Regions from separate parts of the Homo sapiens genome. Here region 1 is linked to region 2. Evidence: chromatin contacts called from ENCODE Hi-C or POLR2A ChIA-PET data. All regions are on one chromosome and are shown on one strand. The core of a region is the stretch at or near the end of the contact, and the rest is flanking DNA. Distances in the headings are between cores, read along the strand shown.

Region 1 (6,374 bases), core at 1,402-3,901, 43 kb before region 2:
GAAGCCTTTACATATTCTAGACAATGTGCTAGAGTTTACATGTAAGATCATGTTAATTTTCATGAAGAGTTTGCAAAAGTAGTACTATGAAACCGATATTAGAGTTGAGAAAACTGAAGCTGAATCCTCATGAGAATCCAACCTATCTAACTTGAAGTTCATTTTGCTTTAATAGTTGGGCTTTGTAATGTCATTTACCCATGTGTGTTCCACAGAGGATAAAGCATGAGAAAAAAGGATTCTATGGTCATGTAAGTAAGGAGACCAAATTGCACTACATCTCCCCCTTGAAGACTCACAATTTTTTTTTTTTTTTTTTTTTCAGACGGAGTCTCGCTTTATCGCCCAGGCTGGAGTACAGTGACACAATCTCGTCTCACTGCAACCTCCGCCTCCTGGGGTCAAGCGATTCTTCTGCCTCAGCCTCTGGAGTAGCTGGGACTACAAATGTGTTTGTTTAAATAGGTACCCTGAAGTCTGAAATAAGGAGAGCCATTTTGTTTCATTTATCTAAGTATTTCATGAGCTCAGTTGGCTGTCTGAGAATTTTCCTTTTCCTGGTAAAACATTTAATATTCCAGGGAATACTTTGGGAAACTCTGCCTTAGAATATATTAGGAGAACCCTATTAATTAGAACTCATTTAGAATTAAAAAAAAACCCTATTGCATGCTCTTAAACTGATCTTTGTCAAAGTGAGAGTCATGACTTGCTGGGTTGTGAAATCAATTGAGTGCTCATCTGCAATTGGGGTTGCAGGGAAAGAATGGCAAGAAAAATATCAGGGTTGTTGCATGCAGTACAGGTAAGTACTGAATCATGAAATTTTTACTGGGTCGCTATGCAATATGCATTTCTCTCTGTGGTGATGGCCAAAAATGTCTGAAGCCGCTGCTTTCCTGAAAGTCACATGAATTGCTTGCTATGCCGGGAGTTAGGTGATAACTAATGTCTGAATGTTGTAAAATTAACACAAAAGGGCCTACTGTAATAACATGGTTAAATACATTATTTGTTATTACCTAAAATCAGATGATTTTAGATCTCAAATATCTCATAGAGGAGAAACCAAAATAGAGGTTTATTCTGACTTGTCAAGGTAAGACAGCTGTTAGCTGGGTCTAGAACCTAGATCTCCTAATGTGTATCTCTAGTGTTCTTTTACTTGTCAGTGTAAATTGACAGATTTTTCATTTATGGAATGCTTAGGGTTACTTCTTTTTAATGAATAGACAAACTCGGTGTAAAATGTAGCAAATCACTCCTGGATAGCTAGTTAATGACAAGTTACAAAAATGCTACAGGCTTTAATTGAAGGAAAAAAGTAATTTAGAGATACTTCAGTGCTGGGGTCTAATTCTAATTCCAATTAATAACTAATTGACCTAATATCCTGTTTTACTAGGTGGGGCCATTTAGTTACCTAGTTTCTCATTTGTATATGTAAATGTCCTCGATATATGATTTTGAGAAGACTTAGCAGATAAAACATCAGTGAACACCAAATCTTTCCATGCTTAAGTTAAAGGCACAACCATCACGTTACCTCTCCAGGAATAAACAATGAATCGAAGTTATAGGAAACCCTCCAAACTCACATTGCTTTTAAAAAAGAACAAGAACTATGACTTATCTTGCATCTCATAACAAGATAAACACTAGCTCGTTTTATTGTGGGCAGGCCTCTTCAAGACTGTCCAGTTGAAGTCTTGAAGTTCGTATCTAAATTTGTGTCTACTCACTCCTGGCTCGTGGACCGGTCAGTGGAGGTTGGAGCTATTTCCTTTTCCTCCTGTCTGCTTTCTGGAAAGCACCCACAGGTGTCTACGCCTGGGAGGTGGGCCTGGGCTAGGATTCCAGCAAACTCTCAGGTTGGTGTCATTTCCCCTCAGGAAGCGCCAGGCCACAGCGGGCAGAAATCATTTGATAACTTAATCTGGGTGTGAGGAAGAGTCGCTGAGGCCTGTGTACTCTAGTGATAAACGGAAGCATCCGGGTGAGTCAAGGAAAGGACGTGGTATCTTTTAAAACTAATATAAACGAATAAAGCCTAAACAAGAGCTTACAAAGAAGGACACCCCCTGCCAAAACGTGGGAGGTGACTGGTGCCTGGAAGGGAGATCACCGCGTGGTTAAGATCTGGAGGTTCCAGGGCTTCTCTTCGGGGAGAATTCTCTGGCTGGGAGAACAGTGGAGGTTGGAGGAGGTGAATTTCCTACAGCCCAGGACCAGCCCTCGGACCCTCCCCCTTCCTATAATTAACTCAACGCGCGTCCCGCCAGTCGGGACCGGTGGCGCCCCTGGACCCTCCCCTCCTCTCGCCCTAGGCGGAGAAGGAGAGGCTCCAGGGTGGGAGGTCGAGCCCGGGCCACACCAGCCCCCGAGCGGTCTCCAATCCTGACACGGTGCGGGGGGCGCGGGTTCGGGCCCCGCATGACGTGGGCGCCACGGCGGGAGGGGCAGTCCGGGGAGCTCCGGACGCCTTATTAGCGCCCCGCGGGTCGCCAGCAGCCAGCAGACTGCCGCGCTGCGAGCAACAGGAGCCGGCGAGCGGCCCACTCCTCCCACCTCCTCCGCCTGCCTTCTCCTCCTCCCCTTCGCTCCTCCCGCCCCCACCTCTGCGTGTGCGGCGGAGTCGCCCTCTCCCTGCCTCTTTCTCCCGCTCCCGCTCGCTCGTCTCTCTCGCTAATACTTCCCCCTGCTGTGCTCCGGGGAACCCAAGCATTCTCCGCGCTAACCTTAGGGACCAATGGTGCTCGAAAAGCCTCGAAAAAGCTGCTTTGGGCAGAGATAGTTGGAAAGCCCCTCGTCCCTTCCCCCTCTCCCAGGCTTAGCCTGTGCCCGCTTACAGCACCTTCTCGCTCCTGCACACTCTGTGTTGGGAGGACGGGGTGAGAAGGTGAAGTGGAAAAAACTGCAGAGCAGAGGGGGCCAGTCTCAGAGCTCAAATTTCATTTTCATTGAAGCAAAGCACAGAAGATCATTTTTTTCTATTTCGCATTTTTTCCCTTTTCCTTTTTTTCTTAAAGAAACTTATTTTGGGCGGGGGGGGTGGGTTTGCTCTGGGCATTTGCTTTGCCCAGTAGTTGGAAAGTGAACTCGACTCGTGATGGTTCTCCTGTCACTTTGGTTGATAGCAGCCGCTCTGGTAGAGGTTAGGACTTCAGCTGATGGACAAGTAAGTGGAAAATAATAACAATAAAAAAAAACTCAAACCCAACCTTTTCCCGAAAAGTTCCTCCCCTCTCTACCCTCCTCTCTTTCCTCCTTCTCCTCCCACCCTTCCCTGTTATCTTTTGCGTTCAGAAACGGTGTTTTGAGGGCTGGGCGCAGCGTGCGGGCTTTTGGGGGTAGAGGGTTGAGTTGCACGGGAGGTTACGACTCCCACTCCGGGAGCCCAGTCTTGTCACACCTAGGGCTTCACCAGTCTGCGACATTCGTAACAATTCCTAGTGACAAACCGCAGCCAGTTCCCATCCTCGCCGGGCCATCTGGGCTTCCCCTTTCTGGAGGGCGGTCTGGGCGCTTGAATGAAGTTCTGGACGCTGGGTCCGGGATCCCAGCGCTCTGGCTGCTGCCGCCAGAGTCGGGTTCCTGGAGCTTTCTCTCCTCCGAACTGACTCACGGTTTTTTCGGGCAGCCGGAGGCGGGGGTTTCAGGAAGTCCTTGGGCCGGACAGGGAGAGATCCAGTAGACACGTGTCCTGGGAGTACCACGGCCGGGCTAGGATTTGACAGTTGGGGAGGGGGGCTGGAGACGTTTCCTGCCCTCCGTTTTCCTGGGCAGAGGCTGCAGGCGCCGGCCGCCTTCTCCCCTCCCCCTCTGCACAACTCCTCCTCTTTTTAAAGCTAAGTTGAGTGCAGCTCTGTTTCTTTTCGGCCCTGCCCCCAACCCTTTGGAGGCTCAAGGTGAAGCCCGATGCTCTCAGAAGAGTCCTTGAGAAGGCTCCGCCAGGGGAGCTGTTTGTAGTAAATCATATCAGCACTGGGCCGATGGGACTTTGGGTACAGAATTTCTCTGTTAGTTTTTGTAGCTTCTCCGGTCGGCCTGGTCTGAACGACCATAGGGTAAAAAGTAGAGAATTGTCTAGTTGATTCCTGACCTTAAATCTGATTAATCAGGCCCCCTGTTAGGTGTATTTTGGCCTGTTAAATTCATACTTTCTTTTCTAATCCAGACCCAGTACGACATTTCAGAAGAGAGCATTGAGAGTCTGTATGTATTTTTGCTGGCTTCATAAGTGTTAAATTAAAATGAAAAGGGGCAAACAACTCCCTTCCCCAAATTGTTATGGAATTGGCTCATGGAACCTTCTACAAACCAAGGTGCAGGCTTTAGGCACCAATCCCAGTCTCTAGCATCTCCTGATTAGTTAGCTCTTGGAAACCATTAATGGTAGAAATAAAACTCACAAGGTGATAAGATGAAACCCAGTAACTTTCTTTTTCTTGCTTTCCCCCTCCTTTCCAGGCTGGTAATGAAGAAATGGTGCAAATAGGTAAGCTTTGTTCTCAGATGTCACTCTTATCTTAAGTTGAAAGTAAGGGAATGAAGTGAGCTAAGCAAAATATTGTTTCTGAAATGTTTCCCACTGGTGGTTAAAAAAAATAATCTGTAGTCCGGAAACATTTCTGTTCTTCTCTTCCTCTTTCTGGAGGAAGGTCCCACTTTCCTGGGGCTAAATTATAGTGAGGTAAAAATTCTCCTGCAGTTGGACATTTCAAGCATCAGTTTATTACTGTCTTTGTACAAGCCACTGATATGTACTTGGAAGATGATGGAGGGGCTGTAAGATGATATGGAGATGAATGAAATAAAATCATCAACTTCTGTAGCATTTAGGAGGAGCACATTTGAGTACAACAGAAGGCAAGAATGCTACATAGAAGAGAACAATGAAGTACAGAGCATGGAAATTTTTCTCTTACAATCTTTCCTGCTTTGGGTAAATCCTCTGATGACTTCTGTTATTCAATCTGCTTTAAAATAATTATCTCCTAATGTGAAAGATACTGTTAGGCCTTTTGCTAATATCTAAAATCCCAGTACTCTTCTGATGGTGTGGAGATTCTTACTCCCATTTTATGGGTGAGGAGACTGAGATTCAGAGAGTGTAAGTGACTTGCAACAGGTCACTCAGAAGTCCATGGTCTTTCTTGAAGCTGTTTAGAATAATGTATTTGTTGTGAATGCGGAGGCTGAAAGTCATCTGGCAAGAAGCCAGGCTACATTCAAAGTCTTTTCATACACATTTTACTTGGATTACTTTAAAAGATAATTTTTCTTTTTGGCAGAGTATTAGTCTCTGTCAATTCTGTATTTGTCAGGTGATATTGTAAAGCTGTCTTTTAGAAGAAAAGTTTTTATAACTGCTGCTGCAAACATAGTTACAAGTCATTGGCCGTTTATTAAATGCCAGGCACAGTGTTGATTGTTTCATGTGTTATGTCAACTGATTCCCACAGCCACACTGTGAGGTGGGGATACTATTGTGCCTATGTTAGAGATGAGGAAAATGAAGCTTGAGAGGTTGCATAGCTACCTGTTATAGTACACAGTGGAGATTCACACTTGTTAACTAAGAAACCCAAGAGCTAAGCCCAGAGGTGTGTATATGTAGCCTGTAATATATGAGCATATATCAAAATGCTCCTTCCTACTCAGTGCTTAGCATTGTTGGATGTATTTCCCAAGCTTAGACCTCGACGGCAAGAGGAGAACAGTGGGGAGGAAAGGCACTGAGAACTGCCCTAAAAGTACAGTGTTTATGATCAGATACTTGTCATTCGTAGTTGATAACATTCAGCCATCAATCCTTATCTTTTTAAAGAATTTTTTTTAACCAACTCTTAAGTAGGGAGAAGAAAGTTGTCTTATTTTTAATTACTTAAATATTTGATTACTTACACGTCCCAACTTTTCAATATGCAAATTAAAAAGATGTCTTAAGATCACCCATTCCACCAAAAAATTTCATAAAATATATAGCTTTGATTAGAATTTTAAGATAGAATTAGGATGCTCTCATATAAGAGGCCCTGGATTGAACCGAAGTTTGGTTCAGTTGTTTTGCTAATGTAAATTACTATGGTAGCCCTTTTAAAGGGAAGAAAATAGTACAGGTGTCCTTAAATTTGGCAGAGGAGAGATAAGTCAGTATGAAAGAGAGGAGGCGGAGCCCTCTTAGGGTGTAGTGCTGAAGATTTACTTGTTCCCATATTCATCTGTTTTATGGGATTTCTCTCTTTTATTATTACCATTCTTATTTATCGTTTTCCAGTTGAATGAAGAGAAGAACAGATTGAATAAAATAGATTTTGGCCCACAGGTCTTGTGATAGCAAAAGTATAACTATCATTTCACTTTGGTTTATG
Region 2 (6,247 bases), core at 3,082-5,581:
TAATATATATTAAATTAACATATATTAATTTAATATATATTATATATTAAATTCATATATGTTAATTTAATATATATTATATATTATATTTATATATTAATTTAATATATATTATATATTATATTAACATATATGAATTTAATATATAATTATATTATATATTATATGTTATTATATATTATATATTATATATAATATAAATATATTATATATATTTAATATATATAATATATATATATTAAAATAACATATGTTAATTTAATATATAATATAAATATATATTAGTTTAATATATAATATAATTTAATATATAATATATATTATATTATAATACATAATATATAATATGTTATATATAACATATTATATATAAATATAATATGTTATATATAACATATTATATATAAATATAATATATTATATTTATATATAAATATAATATATTATATATTATATATAAATATAATATATTATATTTATATATAAATATAATATATTATATATTATATATAAATATAATATATTATATAATATTTATAATATATATTATTTATATATAATATATAATATATTATATATAATTTATATTATATATTATATATTAATATAATATATTATATGTTATATATTATGTATTATTATATATAATATATATTATATTAAATTATATCATATATTAATTAACATATATTAATATTATATACAATATATTAAATAAATATATATTAATTAATATATATTATATTTAATATTAATATATATTATTTAATATATAAATAATATTTAATATTTTATATATATATTATAATGTATTATATATAATATTATATATATTATTGCTGCCAGGCTGCAAACCTGTACAGCATCTTGATATATGTGTATATATCGAGATCCCATCTCCAGATACAGAGATTCATTTGGTCTTGGGTAAGGCTCAGTATAAGTAGATTGAATGCCTCTACAAATGATTCTAATATATAACTAGGTTGAGAATTACTGTTCTCTTCAAGAGGCCACTGATCTTAGTAGGCATCAGAATCCCCTGGAAGCCTTGCTAAAACAGATTTCTGGGCACCACCACAGACTTTCTGACTCAGTAAGTCTGTAGAGGGGCCTGAAAGTTTGCATTTCTAACAGTTCCCATATGATGCTACATTTTGAGAGCCACTGTCCTACAAGAACTGGTTTCAGTATACTTCCCTGATGTCATTTCCCCTCAACTCCTTACTTCGTTTACTGTATTCGGCCATTCTGGCCTTTTTGTCTTTCAAACAATTTAAAATTTTCCTGCCTCTGGCCTTTTGGATCAGCTTTTCTTCTGTAAGAATATTCTTTTCTGGACTTTTATAATAAATAGGGGTTCATATTCATCATTTGAGTGTTAATTTAAATTATATTTCCTCAGAAAGGATTTTCCTGACCATTCTAGCTAAAGCAGAAACCCTGATTACTCTACCGTATATTGGTGCTTTTGATATTCTCTTTAGCCATTATTGGCATCTCAAGTTTATCTTAAATTTTTTATGTACATTTATTGTTGGGGAGGGCATGGGTCTACTGAGGAGAACTCTTTCCTTGGGTTTTTAACAATTCTTGGCGTAGAGTGTGTACTCAACAAATTAATATTGACAGACTGATTGGTATGGATTTTGGAATGGAGAATTAAATACCACTCTTGAGAGGTGAATTGAGGGCTTTTCTTTGATGTTTTCAGTTTTCCCTTTTGTGTAACTTTCATAAAATAAAGAGAGTGTTACGAACTTGAAAGTTTTTGAGGTACCTAAGATTTTATATAAATAAATTCCATCCTCCTGAGTAGTGTTTTTATGCTTTTGTTTGCATAAGTTCTTTTTTCCTCTCATTTTCCATCTCATCTACTTTCACGTACAAGCTAGTGAAGGAGAAGCAGCATCTGTTTTTTTTTTTTTTTTTTAGTTTTCACTTTTAATTGACAAACAACAATTGCATATATTTATGGGGTAAAAGTGATATTTTCTTATGTGTATACACCATAGAATGATAAAATCAGAGTAATCAACATATTGATTGCTTCCAATATTTATCATTCCTTTGTGGTCAGAACATTTAAAATACTCTCTTTTAACTACTTTGAAATCATCTTGACCAAATCCTCACTTGAGTTCAACCTAATAGTAGATATATAGTGTGTCTCTTAAATTAGTTTACTCCTGCTAAGCAACAGAAACCAATACAAATTAGCATGGAAACTTTTTTTTTTTAAAGAGAGAATTAAAAAAAGAGAGATCATAAAAATATTCTTGGAATTATTTCCTTGGACAAATACAAAATATGTGTATGTACTGACTTTTCAGTCAGTGTTATTACTACAGCAACTTGTAGTTCTGTGAGCACTGGCCACATGTACATTACTTGTTTAATGTCCTGTTTCTCCTCTGAAATAAAGTGGAAATTCCATGAGAGTGGTGACTGTGTCTGTCATGCTTACTTCTGTATCCACAAGTCCAGGCACTACATCTCATGTGGTAGGTGCTCTGATGAGTTACTGACTGAATGAAGACACAGAACATAAATTTGATGACACTACACTCTGCTCCCTATCCCCCTCTAGGTTTCAGGATTCTTAGTTGGATGAATTCTTCCTCTGGGTAGAATCCCTGTCCTTCCTTCCTCTTGGTACCCAGAGCTCGGCCTTGTAACCCTGTGCTTCTTTTAAAGTTTCTTCGTAATGGAATGTCAGGAGGGTTCTCAAGCCAAGTACAGAAAGCCATGTCTCTTTGGTTTCTGGATTGTTGGACTTCTTTTCGACAAGTATTGTTTTTTCTAACTTTTATTCCTCTGGGAAACTTCCAGGATTCTTTTATTTTTCTGTGACCAAATTCTTACTCTCGCTGCTTCTTGGGAGTATATAAATAGATGGACATCTAGATAGAACTTGGCTGAGTCATTGATTCATTCAATAAGTATTTTTGATCACTTACTGTGTACCTGATACTTTCATTGCTGTGGATGCAACAATGAGCAAAAGCAGGCATAGTATTTGCCCCATGAGGTTAGAGTGGGAAATACAGGTGTTACTTTTTTAAAAGTCACTGAACTAAGTAAATAATAAGCTGGCATAAATGCTATAAAGAAAAGGTATGCTGCTTTTTGAAATAAGTAACAGTGTTATCTGACCTAGGCTAAGGGTCAAGGAAGGTTTCTGTAAGGAAATGCTAGTTGAGCTGAGCTTTTAAGGATGAAGAGGAGTTCCCTTGATAAAGTACCTGTCAAGCCCATTTTGAGAAGTAAGAGCACAAGGAGACGACAGGGTCAGATTGTCAGGGCTGTCTGAGATAATGTTTGATTTTTAGAAGAAAACCATACTGCTACAGTTGTTGTTTTGAGTTACCATGGATGTTTTATCATAATGCTAACACTAGTTAAAATTGATGAATACTAACTATTGTGTTCCAAGCAAAGGTCTGTCCTTTATAGGAATCATCTTAACCTTGTCAACAATTGCCACTTACAGATTAGAAATCCAGAGAATTATCTTATCCTGTGTTTCACTGAAGACACAGATACCTGCATTCACAACCTGTGCTTTTGACCATTATTTTATCCTTGTTCACCTAATATTTGAGATAGTGTGGGCAGCTTGGATTGAAACATAGATACATGTATGGATTCCTCTCTCTCTCTCTCTCTCTCTGTCTATATATATATATATATATATATATATATATATATATATATATATGTATGTATATATTTTTTCTGTCTCTATATATGTGTGTAGTGTATACAAAGATATGCATGTGTATATGGTTATATAAAAGTCCTTCTGGGTATTTTGATGTGTACACAGCAAAAACCTACATGGACTCTACACACACACACACACACACACACACACACACACATAAATTTCATTAGTATATTTTATTAATTACTAATTAGTAGACTGTTTTATATGTATATTTATATTCTATATATTTATTAGTATATTTTGAGGAAAATTTAAGGATTTGCAATCAGGCAATTTAACAATGAAAAAAATTGCCAGATGGGATAGCTAGATGATAATTAGTAATTAATAAGTGGAACTGAGCTGTTTTCTATCAAATTTGGGTACCCTAACTTTAGCAGGTGAGTGAATTTCATTAGGGCTAGTGAAAATCTTACACAGCTGGCCTTATCCTCTGCTGCTAAAGCAGCTCATCTCCATCCACAGTAGCTGCTTATAGCTTTAAATAGCACAACCCTGGACTCTCTCTGCCAACTTTTCTCAAGCCAGCCAGGGTTACGGTGGGGCCAGGGTAGTACTGACTATGCTGTCTGTGCAAGGCCAGGGAAGAGGCCAGGGAAGGGGTTAGTGAATTGGCCAGCTGCCTGGGCACCGGTGTAGGGAAGCCATGGAGCAGCACAGCAATTTCCTGCTTTGGGTAAAGCCCTTGAAGGGCTAGTGCTGGCTAATCCCAGACTTTTAAATTCTTTTGTGATACCTCATTGGCCCCTCTCTACCCCCTTGTTTTTCTTAAGGGGGAATTTGATTTGTGCTATTCACAGGTACATGGGGATGATTTAAGAGGATCATAACCCTCTCTCCCCCGCCAGTTCAGAGTAATTTTTGCCTGGAATTTCCACTGCTAGAAAATGCAAATATCACACTCTTTAGTTATAAGAGTCTAGCTTAGATCAAATCACTTAAGTAATTCAATACACTTGCTTCTGAGGGCTACTGAGTGGATGGGAGAAAGGACAGGTGAGGGAGACTGTGAACAAGAAGCATAGCTCAGGAAGGGTGTGAAAGGCTTTGAGCAAAGCCTAGGAAAACAGATCATTAGGAGGAGAGAAACAAAAGACAAAGACCATACATTTTGTGTTCTTTACAGTTTTACTTACGTTTCATCTTGCCTTTGCTCATTTTTTTTCTTTGGAGGGTGAGGCGAAAAGAAGGTGAGCACATGTATTCCTAAAAGTTTATTTTAAGTGTCAGTTCTATCAATATGATTAAACTATTCCATGCTACAGCATGACTTACATGTCTAATGCTATATACTAGCTTGTTTTCTGAGTTGTCCTAATTGTGTCAGTGGTGATTTTATTTTATCTTATTTTTTAGCTTCAAATGTCCCTCTAATAATTGGTGGAGTTTCAGGGAAAAGTCTGAGGACAAGGATTTTTTCTAAGTTATATCAGTGTGGTGGAGCACTTTCTCATAGAAGAAGGATTTCTCTGTCCTGACTAAATAGAAGTGGGGTCTTTAGGCTCTACCTGTTTTGACCCTTAATAATTTGGAGCAGTTTCTCTTCCCAGTGTGATACTTGGACCATTCTGGAGCTGTGAGTGCACCTAACAGGTGAATGGAGAGATCTGGGTTGCAGTTGCAGAACTACAGCATCCTTGGCTGTTATAGAATCATACTTATAGCTTTATAGATGAAGAAACTGGTTCCCAGAGAAGTTGAATCATGGAATCAGTGTCACACATTTCTAATTAGCAGTAGAGAAAGAACTGGATCCCAGGTATCACAACTGCTGTCTCTAGTGTTTTTCCTACGTAGCACCTGATTATGAATCCAGAGTACTTCAAAGAGGTCTTAGGGACGCTTCCTATTCTGTCCAGTTCTATTTCTTCTTCCCTTCAGTTGACTCAAATATTTGGTTTGGCAATATAAAATTATTATCCATTTCAGTATTTTATTTGAGCTGGCTGCCATATACCTCATGAAGCGTATGCCAGTTATATACTTTAGAAAATACATACTAAACTAACAATGAAGATTTTATTTAATATCAGTGAAGAGAGGCTACTGGTTAAGGGAACAGACTCCGGAGTTAGTCTGAATCTCAGCTTTACCACATACCGGCTATAAAATCATTCTAAGTCTCTGTTTCCTCATTAGTAAAATGGTGATAATAATAGTAACTTAATAATAATTAATAATAATAATAAAGCATGATTCATGGGTTACTGTGAGCAATAAGTGATTAAACACTTAGTATAGTGCCTAGGACATTAAAAAGATTCAATGATATTATTATTATTTTTAGCTGTACTCAGTTTGTTATATATACTTATATAGCACTGTTATTGCCTCAACTTTGAAAATTATAGACCATTCCCAACATGTGTGTATTTAGAAAATATCTAGTGTTGTTTGCAGAAAGAAACAGCAATGTATGACAATTCCGAGTATCAAGTGTGTACAGGTACTTGCATACCTTCCTACCTTTCTCCTACCTGTCTTCCTCCCTTCCCATAATTCTTCTCTTTGTCTTTT

The links. Hi-C counts contacts between places; a loop is a spot of excess contacts on that map. ChIA-PET counts read pairs that join two places held with the same protein, here RNA polymerase II (POLR2A). Pooled maps may share reads with other maps.
Region 1: a loop to region 2 is called in a map of Right ventricle myocardium inferior, with 4 times the contacts of the local background. The contact joins the promoter of ADAMTS3 here to the enhancer-like site in region 2. A Hi-C loop is called at or near these places in 5 of 168 maps with a recorded cell type or tissue (Right ventricle myocardium inferior, ascending aorta, cardiac septum and 2 more), 1 of 37 single-sample maps with no recorded cell type and 12 of 50 pooled maps. POLR2A ChIA-PET finds 5 or more read pairs at or near these places in 2 of 52 experiments (BJ and MCF 10A).

Annotation. Positions count from the first base shown.
Region 1 is chr4:72,565,498-72,571,871 of GRCh38, reverse strand. ADAMTS3 (ADAM metallopeptidase with thrombospondin type 1 motif 3) reads left to right here and starts at 2,651. Exons shown (of 22, transcript NM_014243.3): 1 at 2,651-3,178; 2 at 4,471-4,498. The coding sequence starts at 3,110.
Region 2 is chr4:72,524,208-72,530,454 of GRCh38, reverse strand. All of the region lies in intron 3 of ADAMTS3 (ADAM metallopeptidase with thrombospondin type 1 motif 3), which reads left to right. Among named protein-coding and RNA genes, the nearest start is that of ADAMTS3, 42 kb to the left of the region's middle. Within about 2 kb of position 4,331, at least 4 of the 41 ENCODE cell types and tissues checked have a DNase peak (open chromatin) inside an H3K27ac peak, as active enhancers do; they include heart right ventricle, where a contact is called at or near this core.